5 separate regions of the Mus musculus genome follow, and all the other regions are linked to region 3. The links are chromatin loops, found by intact Hi-C in ENCODE. Cell type or tissue: heart. All regions are shown on one strand. Region 1 overlaps Spo11 (SPO11 meiotic protein covalently bound to DSB). Region 2 has its middle 16 kb from the start of Ankrd60. Region 3 has its middle 29 kb from the start of 1700055K11Rik. Region 4 overlaps Spo11 (SPO11 meiotic protein covalently bound to DSB). Region 5 has its middle 9.2 kb from the start of Bmp7.

Region 1 (5,000 bases), 150 kb after region 3:
GGATTTATGGGGCTTTGTCTTGTTTTGTTTTGTTTGTTTTTGTTTTTGTTTTAAATGAAAGCTGGGCTTTAATTTCAGCACCGGGAGGCTGAGGCAGGCAGGTTTCTGAGTTTGAAATCAGTAGTTCCAGAATAGCCAGGGCTGTTAGACAGAGAAACCCCATGTTGAAAAAAAATTGTGTGTGTGTGTGTGTGTGTGTGTGTGTGTGTGTAAAATAGGTTTGGGAGTGAGGGATAGAAGAGGAAAGAGAAAGTGAAAAGCGTTTACTCTCTGAACTACCACTAATTAATTTCTCAGAACTAACAAGGACATCATCACATTTTAAGTAATTTATAATAAGACTTTTTTTTTTTTAACCTGAAGGGAACAGATGAACATATTGTAAGTAATTTCTTCACAACCAACTACAGAGACTCTCCTACGGTTCACCTGACTATATCTTGACCTTCAGTATTTGTCTCAGCCTATTCCAAACTTTGAAAAAAATTGTGTTAGAAAATAGTAAATGTTTTAAAATCCATTTTCTGATCTATCCCCCCCCCCACATACACACAGTAGAAACGTTGAGAATTGTGTGGTTGTTAAAACTCAACATTTTGCCCATCTTCTTTGTTTAGCTTGGCTTTCCTCCTTAGGCAATGTGCCAATGTTGCTTAAAATGATTGAGATATATATTTTTTTTAAACTGATGGTTTGTGAAATTAACAGCCAGCTGGAGAAAGCTGGGTTCAGTCTTGATATTTTGTGGTAAAGAGGCATGATTTTTTTGTGGCCAAGTGAACTATTTAGTACAAAATTCATTTTTTTTTCTTTTCTTGTAGTGATTAATTTTTTTCCTTTTGAATCATTACAATTTAAGATGGTTAATTTTTAGTCATGATATCAATTTTAGGGCAATGTGCTATAAGAAAGTATGTATGTGTGTGAGAGCGAGCGCGCTTGCTCACTTGCAGGAGCGTATATGTGTGTTAATGTTTCTGCATTGAATTCTTGGGAAGGAAGTTCAAAGCTAGTCTTACATCATCCTCAGTTAAAACATTTTTACAGTAGTATTTCAAGCCAAGTCTGTATTGAAGTTCAGCGACATTGAAGTAAGTTAATGTGAGCAAATAAAAAATGTATTTGTAAGTTATATTAGCTCGTCATTAATGCAAAAGGGTTCTTTGAAAGAGGAATTTACAGGTAAATCTAATTTTTTGTAAGTAAGCGCTATGAGAACAGTTGTTGGAATCCATGCCAAGGTAAGAATTTGGTAAGAGAGATGGTTACTGACATGTGTTTGCAAGGCTTAAAGAGACAAACAGAAGCGAGGAGGGGTGGTCCACATCTGCAATCCCACCATCCAGGAAAGCAAGGGAGGATTGTGGGTTTGAGGCCATTCTGAACTTCATGGTGAGTTCCAGGTTAGCCTTTGCTACCTTGTGAGACCTTGTCTCCAAAAGCAAGACAAAACAAAACAACAAAAATATGATGAAATAAAGAAATTGTGCCAGGTGGTAGATGTCCATGCCTTTAATTCCAGCACTTGGGAAAGAGAGGCAGGCAGATCTCTTGAGTTTGAGGCCAGCCTGGTCTACAGAATGAGTTCCAGGACATCTAGGGCTCCACAGAGAAATCCTGTTGGGGTGGGGATTGGGAGGTTGTCTTTGTATTGATCTGGGAGATGTTACATGGTATAAAATTAGATCTTACTGTGTTTATTGTTTCAGTTCTGAGGTTCTTACAGCTATAGAAAATATTATCCAAGACATAATCAAAAGCTTGGCAAGAAATGAAGTGCCTGCCTTCACAATAGACAACAGATCGAGCTGGGAAAACATAATGTGGGCATTTTGCAATTTTATTTCTCTGTTTTAAAAAGATGTGTGTTCGTGCTCCTGCGTGTGTGTGTGTGTGTGTGTATGTGTGTGTGTGTGTGTGTGTGTGTCTGAAAGTGCATGTGCCTGTGAGTCTCCACGGAAGAGGATGTCAGATTGCCTGGAGCTGGAATTACAGACTCTTAGGAAGCCACCTGATATTGAATACTGGGAACTGAGCTGAAACTCAGTCCTATATAAGAGCAGCAAGCACTCTTAGCCCAGCCAGCTCTCCAGCCCCTGAAGTCTCATTTATTTGAGACAGAGTCTCACTATACTCCCTAGCTGGCCTGGAACTCACAATGTAGACCAGGCTGGCCTCAAATCTCCCTGCTGGGATTAAAAACATGTGCCACCAGGCCTGGCCCCTGAAGTATTTATTTATTTATTTATTTATTTATTTATTTATTTAATATGTGTACACTGTAGCTATCTTCAGACACACCAGAAGAAGGCATCAGTTGTGAGCCACCATGTGGTTACTGGGAATTGAACTCAGGACCTCTGGAAGAGCAGTCAGTGCTCTTAACCACTGAGCCATCTTTCCAGCCCTGAAGTTTTCTTTTAAAATTCAGTACCTATGTTGTTATTTCAATTTGTTTGAATTAGAGCTACAGTCACGTGTTATTACTTTCATCCTCTTCACTTGCCCCGTAAAAAATTAGCAGGTTTACAAAATCCGTGCTCCACAGGATTGCTATATAAACTAGACAGTGTGAAAGATAAGGCAAAGACAAGCAGGTTAGCAACTAGAGCTGCTCTGAGGGAGGGCAAGGTTCAAAGTCTGTTGGCCCTAGTTCAAAGCAGCCAGTGCTCTCAGCACTAGGGAGACACTCTGGGTGTAGTTGTCTTCCAGTCTGCAAAGGCAAGCCATTGCTCAGGCAGCTGCTATTGGTGTCGACATGCAGACCACAGTGCAAGCATTCTGAACTCAGCACAGGCTCAGCCCGGATCCCTGTCCTAGCGCTGCTCGCTCGCTCTGGGAGCTTTATCCACATTCTCCAGTCTAGTGATAAAGGATTGGCCTTTCTAGCCTGTATCGCCTTCTCTACCGAAGGACAGATGGTTCTCAGCCTTTGTCAAAGTTACAGAAATAGAGGAATAGGGTGAAGAGATCCTTTGTAAGTATTATTTTAAAGCATAAGCTCTATACTTGGAAAATGTCTTGTGAAAAATGGCTTTCACACAGCTTCCAAGCAGCTGCCATGTGCCTGGTGCCTTCTGCCACCTTTAGGAGAACCTGGGAGGTTCAGTTTAACAAATTAATGTCAGTAGTTCACACAGTGTCACTTGGTGGGTAAATTGAAAAAAATTTGTTTTTCAAAAATTATTAAGTTGAGCCAACTAATTAACTGAGAATGAGTAATGGCAAAATGATTAAAATACATAATGGTAAAGTATGTGTAAGTACTTAATATACACTATTAACCAAGAACTATACGCACAGGCCACACTGAAGCATGTTTAGGACAGTTAACCCTTAGCTAGTCACTAGTAACTACCTGCAGCGATTTAAACCTTCCCGTGTCCCTAAGCTCCAGTGCCCACACACGGAAGCAATGTGGGAGGCGGCTTAGTGGCTGAAGCGCTGGCTGTGTGTGGGGGAGCAGATGTGTTAGGCATGTGCCTGTAATCCCAGGGCTGGGGAGGTGGCCACAGGCAGGCCCTGCCGCTTGCAGATCACCCAGTCTACATTAACCGGTGAGCCCCGGGACAAGGAGACAGAGATTGTCTAATGAAACAAGATGGGTGGTACCTACAGAATGTTTCTCAAGGCCAGCCTCTGTCCTCTGCGCATGTGTACATGATATGCAGCCGGTCTAGTGTGTGTTTGCTATTCAGGAGTTAAGTCCTTCTCATTTTGATCCTTTGTTTTGAACAAAACTGCAGGTTTGATGATTCTGTCGGCCTTCGGATGATACCTCAGTGTACCACAAGAAAAATCAGAAGCGATTCACCAAAATCAGTTAAGAAATTCGGTAAGTTACTCTGATGGCGTTGAGTGAGCAAGAACACAGTGGTCAAGCTCTAGTTATCTCTAGAGCTTAGCTCTCTTTCTAGTTGGATAGCTTCACATGTTCTTTAGTAGGTAGCCTGACCTTAAAATAAATTTCTAGAGCTTTCATTGTCAGTAATATCGGGAACACGCTGCATTCAACGTAAGCACGCTGTTCTAGGTCGTGTTTAGGGGCATTACTCTGGCTGGCTACCAGAAAGCACTTACTCTTACCCGAGTTGTTAGAAGATTGTGCTTTCTCTAGGCTTTCTCGTTTAGAAAGATGATTGTTAAAGTATACCAAACAGGGCTGGTGAGATGGCTCAGTGGGTAAGAGCACCCGACTGCTCTTCCGAAGGTCCGGAGTTCAAATCCCAGCAACCACATGGTGGCTCACAACCATCTGTAACAAGATCTGACGCCCTCTTCTGGAGTGTCTGAAGACAGCTACAGTGTACTTACATATAATAAATAAATAAATCTTTAAAAAAAAAAAGTATACCAGACAATGGAGACAATCCCAGAACTTGAGCGGGAGGCAGAGGCAGACAGATCTTTGTGAGTTGGAGGTGAGCCTAGTCTACAAATCAAGGTTCAGGACAGTGGAGAAACCCTGTCTCAAAAACAAAACCAAAAACCAACAATCATTTTTGATAACATTATCTTTCAAATTGGTAAAGAGAGAGAGAGAGAGAGAGAGAGAGAGAGAGAGAGAGAGAAGTGAATTGCTTCTTATGTCTTATTTTCCAGCTCTGATTCTGAAAGTATTGTCCATGATTTATAAATTAATACAGAGCGACACTTATGCAACCAAGAGGTAAATATATTATTCTGACAAATTCATCTTCAAAAAATGCAATGAAGTGGGGGATTTAGTTAAATTAACTTTTTTACTTTTAAATTTAATGTGTATGGGTGTTTTGCCTGCATGCCTGCCTGTGCACCACGTGTATTGCTGGTATCTGAAGGAGCCAGAAGATGGTGTCAGTTCCCCTGGAACAAGAGTTACAGATATTTGTGAGCTACTATCTGGGAACTGGGAATTGAACCCAGGTCCTGTGGAAGAGCCCCCAGTGCTCTTAACCACTGAGCCATCCCTCCAGTACCCATTACCTTTTAAAACATGCTGTGAACAGGCCACGAAGCTG
Region 2 (5,000 bases), 730 kb after region 3:
ATCTAAAGTGCACAATCTAGAAGTTTCTAGACTGTTGTGCAACAATCACTTCCATTAGACACCCCAACATGTGCACCCTGCCCACGGGCTACTTGAACTCACTTCCTACCCTGCCTTTCCTGGCAGGCCTCCCCACTGGCCACCGGTATTAAGTTCCTGTTGCTGTGGGTTTTATTTGTAGCTCGTAACTGGGTTTGACCCATTCACTTAGGTTTAATTAAAAAAAAATTTTTTTTTTGCTTTCTGTGGGTAACTAATATTCCCCTGTATGAACACCTCAAATTGGGTGGCTAGATTTTCTGATCATGTAGGCAAAGGTGCTACAAACATGACCGTATGTGCCTTTCTGTGTGGAATTATAGCTCAAGTTCTCTCTGGTATGTACCATGGAGTGGGCTTGAAGGGTCTCACAGTATTTCTGTGTCCGACATCCGAAGATGTCCCAAGCTCTTTTCCAAAGAATCTCATGGCTCATTCCAGCAGAGCCTGGCCAGACTCCCCCACCTGCCTGCCAATACCTGCTGCCATCTGTCCTTTGACCTGAACCCTCCTTGATACCACACTTTGGTGCCTTGCATCGGCTCGTCTCTCCTCTGGCTCACATATATCCTCCCCAAGCCTACGGAGGATGGGAGTGAATCATGGTGACTTCCCATCTGGGTCAGGGTTCAGATCCATGTGCCCATGTAAGTGGTATGTGGGACACTCCTGTAAACCCTGCTCTGGAGCGATAGAGACAGGAGGAGCCCTTGCTGGCCAGCCAGTGTAGCTGAATCAGCAAGCTTAGGCTTCCTTCGCTTAGAGATTCTCTTAACAATGTTGTGTTACATTATGCGTATAGGGGGCAGGTGCGGGTGCACACAGATGGAGCTGGTCAGAGGACAAGTTGAGGAAGTCAATTTTCCCTATGCGTCGCGTGCGTCCCAGGGATCAAACTCAGGTCATCATGCTTGGCAGCAAGCTCCTTTATCTGCTGAGCCACCTCAGCAGCCCAAAGGCGAGAAAAAGATAACTCATGTCCAGCATGGCCACCACACACACCTGCACGTGCACACTCAAGCATGAGCACACACAGAGAAGGCTATATGAAGGGTGGAGCAGGGGTCTGGCGAGGGCCAGGATGATCTAAAGAAGCCATCTGGCTGGCTTTGTCCCTGGAAGAGATGGCTGTGAGGTAAGGAAGGTGGTGACGGAGCCCCAGTGGGCCCCAGCGCAGGAACACTGAGGTAAAACACGCCTCTCTCGTTGCTGGATGGCAAGCAGAGAATCAGATACCTCCTTGACCCCACCGCCACACAGGGCACTTGTCTAACCTGCTGGCAGCTGACGCTCTTGGCCTCCAGGTGGACCTTCTTTTCGGTTCTTTTCCAAGAAGGACTCTGCCTGCAGGTGGGAACACACTCTACGGGCCATCTCAGAACCCCAGCCAGAACTTCATGGTGCCGAGCTGGATGCTGTTCTGAAATCTTTGCATGTGGTTCTGCGCGTGCGTGTCTTAGATCACAGCCAGCCCTTCCGTGTACACGCATGGTTTGCACTCAGCTGAGGAGCAAGGCTTGGCCCTGGAGGTGCCTTCCCCTCTCTTGTTGCATTACAATGCCCGTTACAGTTGAAAGGTCTTAGGCACCCCTCTGTTTGGAGGTCAAAATGTGGATTTACAAGCCAGGCATGGTGGCGCACACCTTTCAACCCAGCAATTGGGAGGAAGAAGCAGGTAGATCTCTATGAGTTCAAAGCCAGCCTCGGCTACATATTGAATTCCAGGGCAGCCAGAGCAACATAATAGTGAGACCCTTACATTTTTTTTTCTCTTTTAAAGCTAGCTACCTCTTACCCTTAACCCTGAGACCATGATTCCTAAGCCCCTGGAAGGCCATTAAACTGGAAGACATGAGTCCAGAAGGAGTCAAGTACCCTGGGCTACATGAGACACTATCTTAAGAAAATACAAATTTACATGTTTTAAAAACTATTTTTCACCTACGCAAAGATGAAAACAGTAGGTAATAATGGGGTGGGGAAACCTGAGGCACAAGGTTCTAATGCAGGGAGAAAGGGGGATTTGGCTGGCCTCCAGTCTCTGGCTTGGAATCCATCTGTGGTCTCCAGGCGACACCTGGTGGTAGCTCCATCTCCAGCCTGCAGTCGCAGTTCCCAATAGCACTGCCTAGCAGAAGCTAGCTCTGAGCTGGTCTGGGAGGGGCTCCTTTCAGAATCCAGGAGTTGGGGGCTTTTAAAAGTTCTGGAAGCTTTGGGGTCTGGTCCCTGTCACTGCACCTGTCTTAGGCATCTCAGTGGAGTTGTCTGGGGAGTCTGGGCACATGTCTGCTCACCCTTCAGTCCACACTGCATGATGGTGCTCGGCCCCACAGGCATGTCTAAGGAAACCTGACTGACCTGCTGTGGCATAATGCTTATGCCCCCTACCTCAATGCTCTGAGTGCATTCACTGTATACGGCATTCAAAAATACCTTGGAAGGGCTCATTGTCAAAATTCCCCAGCTTTGAAGAGCTATGATGGGACAGGTCTTTTTCCTTTCTTCTTCTTTGTGTGTGTGTGTGCAAGAATGTGTGTGGGTGTGCGTGCATTGTATGAGTATATTGTGTGACTATTTTGTGTGTATGTGAGCATATGCATTTGTGTGTGCTCATGTGCATGTGTGGGTATGTGTCTGTGTGCATTGTGTGTATATTTGTGCTTGTGTGCACTCCTATGCATGTATAAGTGTACATGCATGTGTGCACATATGTGTGTGTGCATGTGTATTCATATGTGCAAGTGTGTCCTTCTGTGTGCAAACATGTGTAAGGTGTATATGTATGCATGTGTACACACAGACACACACACACACATCTGTGGAGGGCAAATGTCCACAGCAGTGCCTCTCCTCAGGCTCCATCCTCCTTGTTACTTGAAGCAGGAGCTCTCACTAGCCTACTACAAGTAGGCTGGAATGGCTGGCCCACAGACCCCCAGGGGTCCAGTCTCCAATAGGCTGGAATGGCTGGCCAACAGACCCCGAGGGATTCAGTCTCCACCAATCTGGCTTTTTGCTTGGTTTCTGGGAATCAAACTTGATCCCCAATACAGTGTGGATGGACCCAGGGCCTCAGCCTCTTTAACATCATTCTTTATGCCTAAATCTACATGGACAAACATACACAGGGTGTCTCTTGACAGTTATAACTTGGGGATCAAGTAAATATTTCCAACCCTTAGGGCCACATCCCGGGCAGTCCCTTGGCTTGTACTTACAGTATACAAGACAAGATCAAGTCTTTTTTTAAAAACAAACAAGCAAACAAAAAACCCACCAGGGTCTCATGTAGCCCAAGATGACCTAGAGCTCACCGTGTAACTGAGGATGTCCTTGAACTTCGAATTCCAGCTGACATCCACACCCAGTTTTTGGAAGGCTGGGAATTGAACCTAGGGCCTCACAGGTATTACACAGTCAACTAAGCTACATCCCAAGACCCTCAAATGATTTTTTAAATAAAAACACGTGTGTGCGTGTGTCCCTGAACGTGTATGTGCATGCATGTATGCCTTTGTGTGTGTTTACGTACTGTCTGCATACATCTACGGAATATGCATGCAGTGACCACAGAGTCCAGAAGAGGGGGTCTGGAGCTGAAGTTACAGGTAGGTTTGAGCTGGAAAATGAATCCTGGCCTTCTATAAGGACTGCTAACACCCTTAATCACATCCCTCCAACCCTGTATGGTCTTTCAAAAGCTGCAAACTATGCCCCCCAACATACCCCGTGCTGGGCACAAGGGATACTCAAGGCCTTATCATCCAGGCCTGCGGTTTCAACATATATAAACATCTTATGCTCTGGGACTTCCACAAAGCTGGGGAGCTGGGTCTAGACTGGGATTTGGACAGGAAATGGTGAGTTATAACCTTGCAAGGATATGGAATTCTCTAAACATCCCTGTGACATTTCCCAGGCACACACACACATGCACTCTGGAGCCCCAGATGTTATTGGTATTTTTTAATTTTTTCCGTTTTAAATTTAGAACATATAGCAACCAAACAAGTCAAGGATGATGCTGTGGGAACACAGGACGTGATTTCCTGGGGCAGATGGGACACTGGGCTTTCTTGTTCCGTGGCCAGATGTGTACTCCTAGAGTGATGGAGGACAGACCCCTTTCCGGATGTCGTGAGGGCTATACACGTGTCCCCCTGGCCAATGTACATGTCCCCTGTGCCCGCTCTGCAGAAAGTTCCAGGACTCAGGCAGAAATGCCACCCTCGAGCCCCCCAAATTGAGCTCCACTCTTGAATTTTCAAGTGACGCATATAGCAGCATCCCTGACATTTCCGCAGAACACAAACCCCGGTGTTTTGCCAAATGTTAATGGGTTTCTGTGCCCTCCACTGGCTGCCTCTGTATTCAATGCGCAGTGCAGGGGCAGGGCCTGAAGACTGGAATTTTCCTCTGCCTGAGAGCCTGTTGTTCCTCTGCAGCGGCTCTGGCCTGGGGGCGCTCTATGAGTTGCTGAGAAAGCCTTCCACCACTTAATGTCCAGACCAGCAAGTTTACGGGAAATTATTAATCTCCCACTTTGGGAATTATTAGTTCTGGATGGAGACTCTTATTGTATAAGGTTTGCTGAGAATTTATGAGCCTCTCTGGAATCCGGGAGGGGATCGATTCTCAGAGAGTAAACATTTTAAGCAAATTAAGTGTTGGTGGTATAATAATACGAATAATGCCTGCCATTTTTCAAGTGTCTGCTTCGAGCCAGGCATTCCATCTCTCTGGTGGCAACAGGGGCAGGTTTTACTACCCCGAACGCGCCACATGAGGCAGCTGAGACCCCAAGAGCTGCCCCTGGTTGGTCTAATGCCACATATCTAGGGGCAGAGGGAGTCTCTAAAGCATGTGTAGCCGACCACAGAACTGCCCTCCTTCCTGCTCACCAAGGAGTTGCTGTGGTAGGCAATTCCCCTGGGCTGTTTCTTCTGCCAACAGGACTGGCT
Region 3 (5,000 bases):
GAACCACAGGAGCCCATCAATCTTTCTGAGGCCATAGGTCATATGGCCAGGAAACTCACCCAATGTTCCTATCACGAGAAGCTCTGGCATCCCTGAGTCTTCCACGGAGTAGCCCCGGAGCCGGCTGAAGCCCACAGGTTGGCTGTCAGCCTGGGGCTTTTGTAGGACTGGGGAAGAGAGCCCTGAGACAGAGCCCCCTTCGCGAGAGTAGGCACAGCCCAGCTCACGTCAGGACTTTTGGAGGCATCCCAGGGTTTCTAGGCTCAACAGGGGCCTGAGTGAGAAAGGAGCCACAGGAATTAGGTGGCCTTGAGTGGAGAGCGCGGGCCTCCACTGCTGGAAACACAGACTGGATGTGGGCTGTTCTGGGTCTCCCAGGACCAGGAGCTTGAGGAGACCGGCCGCACTGTCCCAGCAGGCCTCCATCACCATGGGTTAGTTCGGGGCAGACGTGGGCAGTGGGCAGGACTCAGCCTCGAAGGGCTTCTTTTCTGCCTGAGAGGGAACAGCCCAGAGTTCCTGGGGGGCTGCAGTAGACTCACAGTGGCTAGCAAAGCTCGAAGCTGCCTCAAACTCAGATGGGCCAGGCCCAGATGAGGAGCCCCTCCCCCACACCCACACCTGTCCCCACGTTGCAAATCTTGGGTCTGCCGTATCTGCAGGAAGTCTTGGCTCGGGTGGCTTCGGTCTATCCTCAGGTCAGCCTCAAGCCCAGGGACAATCCTGTGGTTCTCTGTTCTCCAGTTTATTTCGTTCCTAACTGAAGCAACAAAGAGACCCGAATGGTTTCAAGGAACTGAGGGGAGACTCTCCAGCGCCACAGATAGAAGCAAAAACACCAGGGGTAGTGGGAACGGAGGAGGGGCACTTAGTAGAGACATCCTGGCCCAGGACATCACAGCCGGGGTGTGGTTCCTCTCTCAGGGGCTCTTCTCTAGCCAGACCAATGGAGGGTGACAGTCACCAGGAGCATCTAAGGCCACCAGGAGATGCTCCTCTGATGCCTGTGGGAAAGTCTCCTGACCAACTTCTTGACGTGGGAAGATGCATCTTAAGTGGGCTAAGCAGCTGAGCATCCCCAAATGCACACGGCTCTGTTCCTCATGTGGAAGTGATGCGACCGGACCCTTTCGGCCACTCTGGCCTCCCCACCATGACAAACTATAACCTGGAACTGCGAGCTGAATAAACCCCTTCCCCCTTAAGAGTTTTTGTCAGGTATTGTCACAGCCACAGGAAAGAAACAGAGACAGCTATTTCATAAGTCACAGACCTCCTGTGGCAAGTGTCCATTGCTATACCACCAGCACCCAGGGTCTCGTTGCTACCCAGCTGACGCCCTGATAGTTTGTGATGACTTCCCTGTTGGGTCCCTGGAATACAAACCTGTGTTAAGATCCAGGGTCCTGAAGAGGGAGGCAGTGACAAGCTGTTTACCTGGGATCCTTCTACCCCATAATTCCTTTGGTGGATGTCTCCCCCAGAGACCCCTTTTACCCCTAACATCAAGAGGGATTGATTTGCTCAAACCAGGGGCTAGCAAACCACAGCCCTCCCACAACAGTGCTGAATCCTCCCGTGTCAGAGATCATGAGCATCACGGATCCTTCAAAGAGAACTCCGTCAGCCTTGGCAAGTGGTTTATCAAAGGTTGCTGCCCAGAAGGGGTGAGAGCTTTGCTGCAGAGGCTCTGTGTGGCTTTTGGAGAGCCCCTCAGCTCCCATGAGTTCACATCCCTGTCTATAGACTCAAGGCCTTTTGCACCTAAGGCCCTCAAGCACCGTGACTCCATGGTGGCACTCTAGTGGGCTTCAGGGTATTAAACTCTCCCCAAAAGAGAGGCTTGTCAGAGGGATTTATGGCTTGCTAACAAGAATCAAAGCATGGCTTACAAAATCCCAATTACCCAAGCTGGCCCTGAACTTATGAGCATTTGTAAAATTAGAAAGAGCTGAGATTAAACCCTCGGGTGGTTGAGCAACTGGTAAGACATGGGAAACTAGCCCCAAGGCATCTTTTTGGGAGCTTGGGTTCTGGGTGTGGCTCACCCTCTGGGACCCTTGTTGTGAGTTTCGAGGCCAAGCGGGGGTTGGGGGGGGGCAAGAAGGAAGGCCAAGACACCCACAGCGACACACACTGAAGCCTGAGAAGCCCCTCCTCGCCTCTAAGGACCTCTTGTCCCAGACACAGGGTGGCTACTGAACAAAGAGTTTTCATTGTGTCCTTTATTTCAAACATCTCCCTCATTAAAAAAATAATATCAAGAACATATGTATTGGCCAATCTGGACATGTGAGGCCAGAGAACAGCAAGCTATGGGGAGGCCTGCAGGATTACTCCACCCTGAGCCTACAGCCTGGTCCTCTGCTCAGCTGGTAGCTCCACGCCTCAGAGACTCAGTTTCTCCACTAAAAGGGAATCAGGTTTGCCTCGAGGCCAGGGCTCCTGCAGCGCCCCAGCAGGCTGCAGGTGAAATTTAATCCATAAATACGGGCAAGTGGCCAGTGAGGAGAGAGCCACACAGGCCCTGTCCAGCAAGGCAGGCTCAGGTCTCGTTTGAGGTCACACAGCTGGGCCTCAGCACAGCTCGGGATTAGGAGGTCTTGAATATCAGTGATTTCCTGGCTCACACAGCCTCAGTTTACCAACCTCTCTGCCCAGAGAAAGACCTCAGAAATGACAACTGTTTGTAGGTACAGGGTCTGAGGCCACCCCAGTGTGGGGAGCACAAGGCCTGCCATGCTGAGGAAGGAAAACAGCCTAGCAGCCAAGAGTGCTGCTGCAGCATCCGTTCATCCAGCAGAGGGCAGCAGAGAGCAGAAGTTGCCTCAGGGAGGAACCTTGGGCTGTTAGCACTAGGGGTTGTTGGACACTGTCCCCTCTCTTTAACCTGTGACAAGGCTGGTGGTGATCTCCAGGGCCCTCGGGTGTATGCACATCCTTGAGAAGCATGCTGTATTGCTGTGGCCAGGCCTACCGAAGAGGATGTCTGCCACAGGGTGGTGGGGTGGAGGCCCTGTTGTGGCCACCCTCCTTCAGGGTCCAGGAGCTTCCAGCAAAAGCAAAACGGAGGCTCAGAACCAAAGTGATTTATCCAGGGGCTTCATAGCAGTGCCCCCCAAATGTCACCTGTCCATCTTACCCCCCAGAAACCATGCGACACTACCTGTCACAGTTGCAGGGACCTCTCAGATGCATTTGGGAAAGAACATAGGTGTGTGGAGATTTTCCTCCGTGACCTGTGTGCACCCTCACAGGAGGGAGACGAGAGAGTCAGGAAGGTGGGTGTCATGGATGCTGGGACCCAGATGCACAGTGTCGGGGAGGCATCTCGTGGTGAAGGTTACACCTGGCACACAGTAGCTGCTACATAAATACTTCCCAGGGACAGAATGTTTGACGTGCAGAGGGGCTACTCAGCCCTCTGCAGCTCCTGTTGGCTGTCATCATTCTGGGCCTGCGGGGCAGGAAAACTCAACCACCAGCAGGGGGCGCCTGTGACCTTTGACTTCACTGTGCAGTCCTGAGCCCAACAGGACACATGGGTTTGCTTGCTCTCTTGCACTCTGTCTGTCTCTGTCTCTTTCTTTCTCTCCCTTCTGTCTCTCTGTCTCTCTCCCTTTCTATGTCTTTTTCTCTGTCTCTGTCTCTCTGTCTCTCTCTTTCACACACACACACAAACTCATACATGCATGCTCACTTCTTTCCTCTGAACTGGTATGCCCAGGCAGGCCTGTCACCATGATTAGTGGGCACTTGCCCCTCAGGACCTAAACCTGGAGCCCTGACCTTGTCTCTACTGATAACACTAAGCCATGCCAGGCAGTGGTGGCGATCGCCTTTAATCCCAGCACTTGGGAGGCAGAGGCAGGTGGATTACTGAGTTTGAGGCCAGCCTGGTCTACAGAGTGAGTTACAGGTTAGCCAGGGCTACACAGAGAAACCCTGTCTCAAAAAACCAACCAACCAACCAAACAAACAAACAAACAAACAAATAAACAAACAAAAGACACTAAGTCATAAACCTGCAAAGAGAGCCAGAGGCCAGGAGGATGGCTGTATATCCCCAGCCTGTGATTCCCAGCTAGGACCACAGGCTGGGAGGGTCCTGATGCAGTCAGCTGGCACAGCTGAAGGTTCCCCCCACCCCATCCCCGTCCTGCAAATACAAACCCACAAACCCACACCTGTGTGACTCTCAGCCCCTCCTACCTCTGTGAAGGCTGAGCCCAGATGAGGCAAGGTTGTCTCCTACCCATGCGCCCAGGACACAGCCGATGCTTCTCTTCTGCATGTTACAGACAGAGCACTGGGATACCTCTGTAACCTCCGATATGACAGACAGAGCACATGTGAAATCGGCCCAGGTTAGCCACGTCTGTCTGACTCCACATCAGAATGCGACTCTGGGCTCCTGGGTGTCCAAAACCAGGAGCTGACGGTTATACAGAAACAATGATAGCTGTCTCCCCTCCTGCCTGTGCTTGTGTTGCTCCCTGGAGGGGCTAGACATGAAGCCCCTCCTCACATCACCTATGTAAACAGATTCTGAAGTTCATTGTGGAAGTTGTGTCTACTGGCCTCCTTGGGCTTGCTTTTACATGGGCCACATTCAAGTCTGGGTGGAGGGCAATGAAGGGGTGCTGTCTCCAAGGGTATTAACTGGAGCCACACAAGGGAGAAACCCACTGGGAGGATTACACACACCCCCACCTCTCACCCCACCCCCACCCCCACTGCCTGCCTGTCTTGGAGCTGTCCCAGCTTGCCTGCCGACCCTCCCCAGAAGCCATCACTCCTCTCTTCAGGCTGGGTGGCAAAGATGGGTCAAGACTGTAAAAGCATGCCCTGGAATTCCCTGGAGGCAGGATATCCCTCCTCCCCCATAAAAGTCTCCCTGACTCTGTCATGGCCAGTTGCCAGGGTAATGGCCAGTTGCCCAGGTAATGGCTGTGTGCAGCTCAGCTTTAAAGCCAGGGCCCAGTAGGTTGTCAGGAACA
Region 4 (5,000 bases), 160 kb after region 3:
ATATTCTAAAAGTCTATAAAAATATTTACTTCTTGCAACATAGCTAGTGTAGCATGAAGTGTCTCACTAGCAACAAAGAAAAACAGCAAGCGAACCTTGAGAGGTTGCGAAGGAATCACAAGGTATTTTCCTCTAGTACTTTCTTTTGCCTCATGGTATAGGTGCCTTGCCCTGTTAATGTACCTGTGAAACTAGTAAAGCTTGTTATAAACAAATAGTCACACTGGTGAGTGTCCCACGTCTTCTTCTGCTCCGTTCAGTGTGGTTCTCCACTTATAACACTGTCCCAGAACCCACCATACAACTCGGCTCACCTGTCCTGAGCGCTGAGATTTACTGCAAGCAGGCTTCTCTTACAGCACACCGTGCTCCCCGCTCCTCCACCTCCACTATGATCCTGTCAGACAAGAACCTCTATGGTCTCCGTGCATCCCCACAGGAACAGAAGCTTCCACTGTCGCAAGCCTGCACACTTCCAAAAGAGGGGGTGCTGCTGAGTGTGTAAGGCTCTGCAGCAGCCGATAGAACAGGATCCATCCTGCCCGTGCGACTGAGCTGCCACTGTGTACACGTGCTCTCATTCCACTCTCAGGACCGACTCTAGCTTGGAGGTGCTACTTACCCAAGGCCACTGTAGCATAGGAGAGAATGATGCCATCCACCTCAGTGGACAAATGACAGAACATGCAGGGGCTACAGAGAAACGGAGAAGGCAGCCCTGTTCAGAGTGTAGAGTTCCAAGACATCAGCAGCAGAGAATTCAACACAGACCTAGTATACATAGACCCAGTACACACAGACCTAGTATACGTAGATCCAGCATGCACAGACCCAGTATACACAGACCTAGTATACATAGACCCAGTACACACAGACCCAGTACATGTAGACCCAGTATGCACAGACCAGTACACCAGGTACATGTAGACCTGGTACATGTAGACCCAGTACATCTAGACCCAGTACACACAGACCCAATACACATAGACCCAGTATGCACAGACCAGTACACCAGGTACATGTAGACCTGGTACATGTAGACCCAGCACACAGAGACCCAATGCGAATCACATGGAAGGTATCCATCTAGACAAATGCTGACTTGCCTCATCGTGTAAGTTAAGTACGTTATTCTCCATTCCACTTGTGCATGAGGGGGTGGGGGTGCGGGGAGGTTTAATGACTGACTGTTACATGTCCACAAACTAATAAATAAGTAGTACCGGGGACATAGAATGTGCTGCTCCCCATGCAGCCTGTGTGCACACTGCATGTGCTAAATAAAAGCCTCTGGTCGTGTCTATGGTGTTAGGATGGCCCCGCACACACAGGATTCTGAAAATTTTGTTTTAAGAACATTTTTTGGGCTGGTGAGATGGCTCAGTTGGTAAGAGTACCCGACTGCTCTTCCGAAGGTCCGGAGTTCAAATCCCAGCAACCACATGGTGGCTCACAACCATCCGTAATGAGATCTGACACCCTCTTCTGGAGTGTCTGAAGACAGCTACAGCGTACTTTACATATAATAAATAAATAAATAAAAATTTTAAAAAAGAACATTTTTTCCTTTTTTTTCTTATTAGATATTTTCTTCATTTGCATTTCAAATGCTATCCCGAAGGTTCCCTATACCCTCCCCCTGCCCTGCTCCCCTACCCACCCACTCCCACTTCTTGGCCCTGGCATTCCCCTGTACTGAGGCATATAAACTTTGCAAGACCAAGGGGCCTCTCTTTCCAGTGATGGCCGACTAGGCCATCTTCTGCTACATATGCAGCTAGAGACACGAGCTCTGGGGGTACTGGTTAGTTCATATTGTTGTTCCACCTATAGGGTTGCAGACCCCTTCAGCTCCTTGGGTACTTTCTCTAGCTCCTCCATTGGGGGCCCTGTGTTTCATCCTATAGATGACTGTGAGCATCCACTTCTGTATTTGCCAGGCACTGGCATAGCCTCACACGAGACAGCTATATCAGGGTCCTTTCAGCAAAATCTTGCTGGCGTATGCAATAGTGTCCATGTTTGGTGGCTGATTATGAGAACATTTTAAAATGCTGTTGACTTGATTTTCTTGTGAGACATAAAAATTTTTAATTTTCTGTAAATTAAAATTTTTTCTTTAAATTTATACCCAGTACCAATATGCAATAATGTCACTGAATTTTGACAAGCTAAAAAGGAAAATGTCAAGTTGGAAATATATTTAACCCAAAGAACATCTGGGTTAGGCTATTTTGTCAAAAAATGGGAGGGAAACACAGGTCTACAGTGGTCATGAAAATTTGGAAATAAACTTCAAAATGGCTTGCAAATTCAGTCATCTAATTAAATTATCTAAAATTTATGACTGGAAATTTTCTTAAAATAATTTCCCATTATTTGGGAAATAGCAGATCTGCCACACTGAGGAGTTGGCTCCGCTGCCCACCTCTATTGGATGCACATGAGAGACTGGTGCAGACAGTTTGGGGGCCATCTAGAGCTCAAGCTCACAAAACCTGCTTTCAGAAAGCGTTACTGCACCACAGCTCTTCCCAACGGCAGCTGGCAACAGACATGCCCTCAAGGTACCCTGACCCATGTGCAAGAAGACAGGCCTGGAATCTGTTTATAGTTAGAGTGGGGAGGAACGAGGACCACAAAAGATGTTCAGAGAGTCTGGGTTTTTCCTTAAGGGCTCACAATGACCCTCACTTAAAAGGAGAACAAAAGCTGCATGTAACAGCCCACTTTCTGGGAGCTGAACTGTCATTATTACTGGTGATGCTAAGTGACTTCAGAAGTCATGATTTCATGCGAGGAGACAAACAGTGCATGTCCTCCAAACAGAGCAAATCCTCTTGGCCGTCCCTGTGGGCTTCTTTCAGGCCTCCTGGTTGACTGTTAGTGAGACAGGGATCTGTTGGGTGCTGCTGGAGAGATCAGACACTCTGAAAACTGTGCCACAAGTGCACATCAACAGAAACACTGGGGTGTCTGCAGAAGGTGGTGTGGAGCAACACTGACTTTGTCAGCAAGTGGGCTGCCCTCCCCACCCCCATGCACACCCCACAATTACAGCTACCTAAGACAAGTCAAGGCTGCCCTCTGCTGGCGAAAGCTTGCTGGGCACTCAAATCCTTACATTCTTTTGAGTAGTAATTTCCTTAAAATTATTTCCAAGTCACTTTGGGAAAGCGCAAGACTCCTAAAAGGAAAATGTGGGAGGCCGGGAAACCTCTGGTGAGCGCTTCTCAGGCCTCCTGAGCTAACTGGCTCCAGGTGCCCCGATCCCAAACCTCCACACTTGGCCTCCAAACTGCTTGCAAACCTTAAGTCAGCCTATGAGAAATTTCCAATAAAAGTGTCAAAATTAGGGGGCTGGAGAGATAGTTCAATGGCTAAAAGCAATGACTGCTCTTCCAGAGGTCCTGAGTACAAATCCCAGCAACCACATGGTGGCTCACAATCATCTATAATGGAGTCTGATGCAGGTGTACATGCAGATACTCATACAGGAAATAAAAACAAGTAAATAAAATATCAAAATTAAATATTGTTTAAGTTGAAAAATTAACTAGAACAAAAGTTTTGGTTTTTTGTTTTGTTTTGGTTTGGTTTGGTTTAGGTTTTGGTTTTTTGAGACAGGGTTTCTCTGTATAGCCCTGGCTGTCCTGGAACTCACTTTGTAGACCAGGCTGGCCTTGAACTCAGAAATCCACCTGCCTCTGCCTTCCGAGTGCTGGGATTAAAGGCATGTGCCACAATGCCCGGCTAGAACAAAAGTTATAAGCATACCCAGTGAGTTGGAAGAGAATTATAAACTGCAATACATCCTGAGTTTTCACCAATAAGGGTAATGTGATATTCACAGCCAAAATTTCAGTATTTTGATTCTTATGTGAGTTTTTACCCATACCGAGTGCATAGATGATTGATCTCCCTTTGGGATTTAGGCACAGGGAAGAGACAACACTGCCTCTCGTGTTGTCCAGGCTTTGGGGTTACCTTCACTTGCTGCCTCTGTGGAGGGGAACATGTTATAATCTGGTTTCCAGCTCACAGCCATGACAAGGATGGCAATAGCAATAGGGAAGACCCTAAAGGACCGTCGTGAGGATGAAGTGGGAGTACTCAGGGAAAGTCTACTTCTGCATAATACAGTTTAGAGAGGGTCCCAGAATGGGCGCTGCTGTGTTTGGTGTACTGATGTGACAGGCAGCTTGCAGCCAGGCCCTTATATCTCCTGAACAGAAGGGATTCCTGGCTGTATCTCAGAACTCTCTGGGAAAGTAGGAAAGAATAATTTCCTGAGTTCCACCCAAGACCTACTAAATTTGAGTCTTTTGAGTGCAGCCCAGGCATGAAGGTTTTTTTTAAAAGCTCTCTGACATTAACAGCCTTGCTGGAATTCATTGGTGGGGTCTTTGGTCCAAGAACCCTAGCTGAGAAGGTGGTAGAAATGTGGTTCCTCCAGCCTGCCCCAGACCTATCGGGTCTGCATTTCACATCACAGATCTAAAGCTCTTTGAGAGAAGGTCATGAGGACCCAGGACACATAAGCAGCCTCACGCGCTCGGTATTTTCTCAGTAACTGGCAGGCTCTGAGGACACTGGGGCAGGACCCACGGTTCATAGTCCGCAGTCTGTGAAACAAGGGGATGGAGGGGGTGGATGGTAACGAATGCTAAAGCTGGGGGGGAAAGATGACCTTTCTGCCCGACATGATCTCCCCGTGGCCTGCGAGGTTGATAACTATCTGAAGCTGGCTGCATAGGCTGCAACACCACCTGTCTTAGTTACAGTTGCCACTGCCGTGATTAACACCATAAGCAAAGCACGCTGGGGAGGAAAGGGTTTATTCTGCTTAGGCGTCTACATCACAGGTCATTAGCAAAGGAAGTCAGGGCAGGAACCTGGAGCAAGAGCTGATGCAGAGGCCATGGTGGGATGCTGCTTACTGGCTTGCTTTCTGTGGCTTGCTCAGCCTGCTTTCTTATAGAACCCAGGGATGGCCCCAT
Region 5 (5,000 bases), 120 kb after region 3:
CATTGATTTCTTTGTCAGTAGCAAAAGCCCTGGAAATCCAGGCTTCGTTGTCTTCCTCTTAGAGCAGGAGAGATGCTGTTTGGCTCTGACTCAGGGTTCAGCGCCAAGCTGCGGTTAGAACCTGCACTCTGTGTGCAGTTACCGCCAGACACAGAACCCTTCTGGGAGACTTTAGTGGGGCAAAACTGCTTCCTGCACAAGAAAGAGAAGCGTAGTTCAAGTCCCAGCGCCTGCATCCAAAGCCAGCGCCGTGGAGGAATGGAGTCAGGAGAACCCTTGGGGTTTGCTGGCTGCCAGCCCAGCTCCAGTTCAGTGAGAGAGACCCTGTCTCAAAGGTAGATACTGGAGGATGATAGCGAACACCCAAAGTCCTACACACACCACCCCACACGCACATGCATGAACACACACACAGATACACAGAGACACACACACATATAGGCACAGACACACACGTGATCTTTTCTCACTCTGTGGATTTTCTTTCTCTTTCTTTCTTTTTTTTTTCTTTTTTTTTTGGGGGGGGGGGGTTTGGTTTGGTTTTTTGAGACAGGGTTTCTCTGGGTAGCCCTGGCTGTCCTGGAACTCACTCTGTAGACCAGGCTGGCCTCAAACTCAGAAATCCACCTGCCTCTGCCTCCCGAGTGCTGGGATTAAAGGCATGCGCCACTGCTGCCTGGCTCTCTGTGGGTTTTCTTATCCTCCATAAAGCCTCTTTTAACTAGTACAGTCCTGACTCATGGGACTAAGCCAATGCCCATTGGAGATTTGCAGTTGAGGTTGTGTGCTTAAACTGGATGCAAAGCCTCCTTAGAAATAGATTAGGGATACAACTACCCCGTGTCTGTCAAAGCACAGACTTTTTTTTTTTTTTTTTTTTTTTTTGGTTTTTCCAGACAGGGCTTCTCTGTGTAGCCCTGTCTGTCCTAGAACTCACTCTGTAGACCAGCCTGGCCTCGAACTCAGAGATCCGCCTGCCTCTGCCTCCCAAGTGCTAGGGTTAAAGGCGAGCGCCACCACTGCCCGGCAAAGCACAGACTTTTAACCTTTCATGGGGTTGTAGGCTTTCCTGTTCCACGGGAGTCGGGAAGGCATATGTGTAGTCAGTCATGAGCATCGAGGCCGGAGTCCAAGTCCAGGAGAACCCAATGCTGAGAGTCCTGTTTTGCTTGGGAGTCCTTACTGTGAGGCCAGTAACAAGTGTAGAGTCCACTGCGCCCATGATGCTAACTGTTGCTTAGAACTTCCATATCTGGCGAATTAAAATCAAGACATAGGCTTGGGGACATGGGGATTTTCTCATTCACACTTTACACCACCCAAAACATAGTTTCTTGTCTATTGTCTCCTTCCCCCTGTGGAGATACAGGGCATATAGGATGGGGCTGAAGAGACGATGAGGGATTTACAGAAAGTTCTGCTCTTGGAGAGGATGCAAGTTCACTTCCCAGCACCCATGCGGTAACCTCCATTAATCTCAGCTCCAGATCTGACTCTCTTTCCTAGCCTCTGAAGACACTGCACTCAAGTGTGCTTATCCACACAAAGGCAGGCTCTCTCTCTCTCTCTCTCTCTCTCTCTCTCTCACATTTAAAAATAAAATACTTTAAAATGTGGAGATTCGGTCTATTCTGACCTATTCACATCCCTGAGAGCTGGAACGGTTTCTGAATGCATGTAGAGCCCAGTGATGAGTGCATGATTGATTGAATGAATGAATGAATGAATGAGCAAGCTTCCAGAGAGAACTATGGAGTGGCTGGGATGGCACCTGACTCAGAATCTGGAACCAACTGCAATATACTCGATCACCTGCCAAGTGACAGCAGACACATGATAGACTCCTTCAGCAGGGCTCAGCTGGCAAGTCCTTATCATACGACTACCAGGTGACAGAAGATTCTAGACAAAACCCTCACTCGGTAACAGCAGCTCCCTCCATTCCTCCTGCCAGCTGAGCCCAGGGACACATCCCTAGGGCTGTCCTGACTGCAGGTGTGAGATTGCTCACCCCAGCATCTCTGCAAACAGGCTGTTGTGCCCACCGGGTAAGTAGAATCAGGGAACACAGCAGACATGGCAGCTGTCAAGGCAGCAGCTGCCATGACCCTCATCACCTTTAAACTCTCCTCGATTTTCCAAACAGACACCATTTGTATAATCTACAGATGAGGAATCTGAGAGTCCAAGGAACTAAGCATGTGTTCCGGGCCACATACACAGAAAGCAGAGAGCTGCTTCGGACCCAGCCAGCCTGAAGCCTCAGCCATTTCAGGTCATTGGTTTTTGTGATAGCGCCACCTACTGTGGATGTATGAAATGACTTTAGTGAAGTTTGGGGGGGGGGGCTGGGTGGGCTATAAATGGACCCACCAACACCTTATGCCTCTCCAGCCAGAGCTTGTCACATGCAAGCCACCATACAAGCTGGACAGAGTGGCAAATGACGCAGCTCTAAGCATGACAACAAAGTACACTTTTCAGATTTACTCTTTTTGTGGAGAGAGAGAGAGAGAGAGAGAGAGAGAGAGAGAGAGAGAGAGAGAGAGGCTGAGACACTATGGGATCCTGCTCAAGGATGACAATGCAGAGCTAGCATGGCCATGACCAGGGAGGAGCCAGCTGGTGTCACGATCATTGTCTCTGAAAACGGCAGCCTCCACGTTTACCACACTCTGAACAACTCTCCAAAATAGTCTCGCACTCTTATTCACTCACTGACTACTCGCGCACATTTATTAATTTCCTACAGCAGCAACGATGGAGAATGGCTTTCGGCCTTTTGGCTAAGATCAAGTATAGCAACAATGGAGAGACGTTCATTGGCCTTTATGTTTTAGTTGGGAGAGGGAGAAGAGGAACAAGGGTGAATGACAAGACCTAGCAGGGTCACACACCTCAAGTTCCAGCACTCGGGAGGCAGAGGCGGGCAGATCTCTGAGTTTGTGGCCAGCCTGGTCTACATATTGAGTTCTAGGACAGCCAGGGCTACACAGAGAGACCCTGTCTCAACCCTTCAAGCAAAGACAAAGACCCAGGCAAGGAGAGGCTTTGGGAGAAAGGACCTCTGAGGAGCTAGGCATGAGGTAAACACAGAAGGGTTGGGCAGGGAACAGCAGGTGGGAAGTGAGCATCAGCGGACCCAGATTCATCTTCTAACCCGCTGGAGCTCCAAGCCTGTGCCAGCCCTTTCTGTCTGTCAGTCTGTCAGCATTACCCTACTGCGTTCACCTGGGTGGCCGAGTCAGTCAGGACCAAATTCCTGCTGCCAACAGAACTCAGCACAGACACCTGCCTGCTCCCTCCCCGGGAACAGAGTCCACAGCGTGCACTATTAGGGCCTTACCTACTACTCCTGACCAAAAAGATAGCAAGACCGCCCCCAGCCTGTTCTGCCCCCAGATCCTCCGGGGGAGCAGTCTGTCTATCCATCAACAAGCACCCTGAGCCAGAAGCTGGCATGCTGCCAGACCCCAAAAGGTTTCATAGCAAGCCCTTTCCTTCTGGGGCTGATGAGCTGTGACATCCAAGGAAGGATAGCAGTCTCAAGCCCCACTACCCCACCCGGTGGGAATCGGTGGCTCCCTGTGTCCTTCCCTGTTTCTGGCACAGTGGCCTTGGTTTTGTTAGGATGGGGTAAAAATCCTTTGATTCCCAAATGCCATGTGGGAATTTGCTGGAGAGAGCAGGGCAGAGGTGGGGGGGGGGGAGGCAGAGAAACAAAAGACTGATTTTCGGGGCTTCAAAAGCCTCGTTATAACCAGAAAATTTAATTTCCAGACATTTGGTTCTTTTATTTTCATCTTTGAAGAAGGCAGGAGATCAACAGAGGGCGGCCGTCCTGCGCCCCAGGCTCGGTGCACGTTGGAGGCATCTGGGCCTCAGACACCCTTGTCTTGGAATGAAGCGGTAAACAAGCTGCGCAGATAAAACTGGCCCGGGGATGGGGGGGAGTGGGCCTGGCTCCCAGGCAGGGTTTTTATAGATAAAAACAACATGACAGGACTTAGAAGACACGCTGTGAAGGAGGCCCCATGTGGGCACCAAAGTCCCCTCCACAGCACAGCTGCACACAGCAAGAGAAGGTCTAGGAATTTAGAGGAGTCCCCGCCTCTTCCAGGCCACCACCTGGAAGCCTCTGGGACTTCTGGGGTTTGGTTCTTCCATTGTTTGTTTGAAACCGGGTCTCACTGTGGAGCCCCGTCTTGAACTCATGACAGTCCTCCTGTCTCAGTCTTCTTGATGAGTTTTATGTGACGTAACTCACCCTCTCCGCGATGAGTCTGTCCATCACCAAGAAGGAAGAACTTTCTGTCGGTAACATTAGGAAGTGACAGTGTCCACAAAGGTCAGCAGGCTTGAAGAGGCCCCATCTTTAACTATGGAAAGGGGGCATTGCTTTCCTGAACTGGTTTGGGGCTATTGTGAGGTGCAGGACTAGAACCAGGGAACTGGGGCTTCAAACATACTGGACAAGTGCACTCTCCACTTACCCCCCACCCTCATGGGATGCTGTAGGGAAGATGTCTGACAAAGTCCAAGCCAGGGGGATGTCCCTAATGGAAAGCCTTTTTGGCATTCTCTCCTTGGTCCTGTTTCTCTCTGTGTCTCTGTCTCTCTGTCTCTGTCTCTCTGTCCCTGTCTGTCTCTCAGCCTTTCCATTACTTTCTGGATCCAAGTGGTGAGAATGAAGCCAGGCTGGCTCAGGGAATCCCCCTGAACTGGTCTATAAGCAGCAGACTCCTGGAGAGCAGTGCTTGTGACCAGTTCCAGACCCTTTTAGTCCTGAGAGCCCTGGTTGTCAATGGGTTGGCAACTCTGGATACTGAGTCATGCATGATCTTCAGGCCCCCGGGCCATGCTGACACCACCATCTGCATCTTCTGGGCCTGACACGGATTCGGTACACAGTTGACCCTCAGTAACTCATCTAAACTCAGAAGAACTCTCAGATCAGGTCTGTAGCCATCCCACACAGCACAACACTAAGACACTGAAGG

Evidence for each region. Hi-C counts contacts between places; a loop is a spot of excess contacts. Peaks named below come from ENCODE experiments on the same cell type or tissue, not always from the same donor. Only the 100,000 strongest peaks of a DNase experiment are listed, where the experiment ranks them.
Region 1: it touches region 3 in a loop (5-fold over the local background); 39 of 42 quality-filtered maps call a loop at or near these places.
Region 2: a loop joins it to region 3, with 2.4 times the contacts of the local background. A loop is called at or near these places in 5 of 42 quality-filtered maps.
Region 4: a loop joins it to region 3, with 8 times the contacts of the local background. A loop is called at or near these places in 39 of 42 quality-filtered maps.
Region 5: a loop joins it to region 3, with 7 times the contacts of the local background. A loop is called at or near these places in 14 of 42 quality-filtered maps.

The regions. Positions count from the first base shown.
Region 1 is chr2:172,980,270-172,985,269 of GRCm38, forward strand. It overlaps Spo11 (SPO11 meiotic protein covalently bound to DSB), which reads left to right. Exons shown (of 13, transcript NM_012046.2): 2 at 1,710-1,823; 3 at 3,747-3,835; 4 at 4,603-4,669. Among named protein-coding and RNA genes, the nearest start is that of Spo11, 2.9 kb to the left of the region's middle. In heart, a CTCF peak has its summit at 3,087; no DNase peak of the experiment used is centred here; H3K27ac peaks cover 679 bases.
Region 2 is chr2:173,559,909-173,564,908 of GRCm38, forward strand. No RefSeq gene overlaps it. Among named protein-coding and RNA genes, the nearest start is that of Ankrd60, 16 kb to the right of the region's middle. In heart, CTCF peaks have their summits at 2,130 (motif pointing left) and 3,611; no DNase peak of the experiment used is centred here; H3K27me3 peaks cover 748 bases.
Region 3 is chr2:172,828,476-172,833,475 of GRCm38, forward strand. No RefSeq gene overlaps it. Among named protein-coding and RNA genes, the nearest start is that of 1700055K11Rik, 29 kb to the right of the region's middle. In heart, CTCF peaks have their summits at 2,782 (motif pointing right) and 3,478 (motif pointing right); a DNase peak (open chromatin) is centred at 2,886; H3K27ac peaks cover 2,512 bases; H3K27me3 peaks cover 320 bases.
Region 4 is chr2:172,993,351-172,998,350 of GRCm38, forward strand. It overlaps Spo11 (SPO11 meiotic protein covalently bound to DSB), which reads left to right. Exons shown (of 13, transcript NM_012046.2): 13 at 1-226. Among named protein-coding and RNA genes, the nearest start is that of Rae1, 4.3 kb to the right of the region's middle. In heart, a CTCF peak has its summit at 3,103 (motif pointing left); a DNase peak (open chromatin) is centred at 3,071; H3K27ac peaks cover 513 bases; H3K27me3 peaks cover 419 bases.
Region 5 is chr2:172,946,971-172,951,970 of GRCm38, forward strand. No RefSeq gene overlaps it. Among named protein-coding and RNA genes, the nearest start is that of Bmp7, 9.2 kb to the left of the region's middle. In heart, a CTCF peak has its summit at 2,284 (motif pointing left); no DNase peak of the experiment used is centred here; H3K4me3 peaks cover 513 bases; H3K27ac peaks cover 2,995 bases.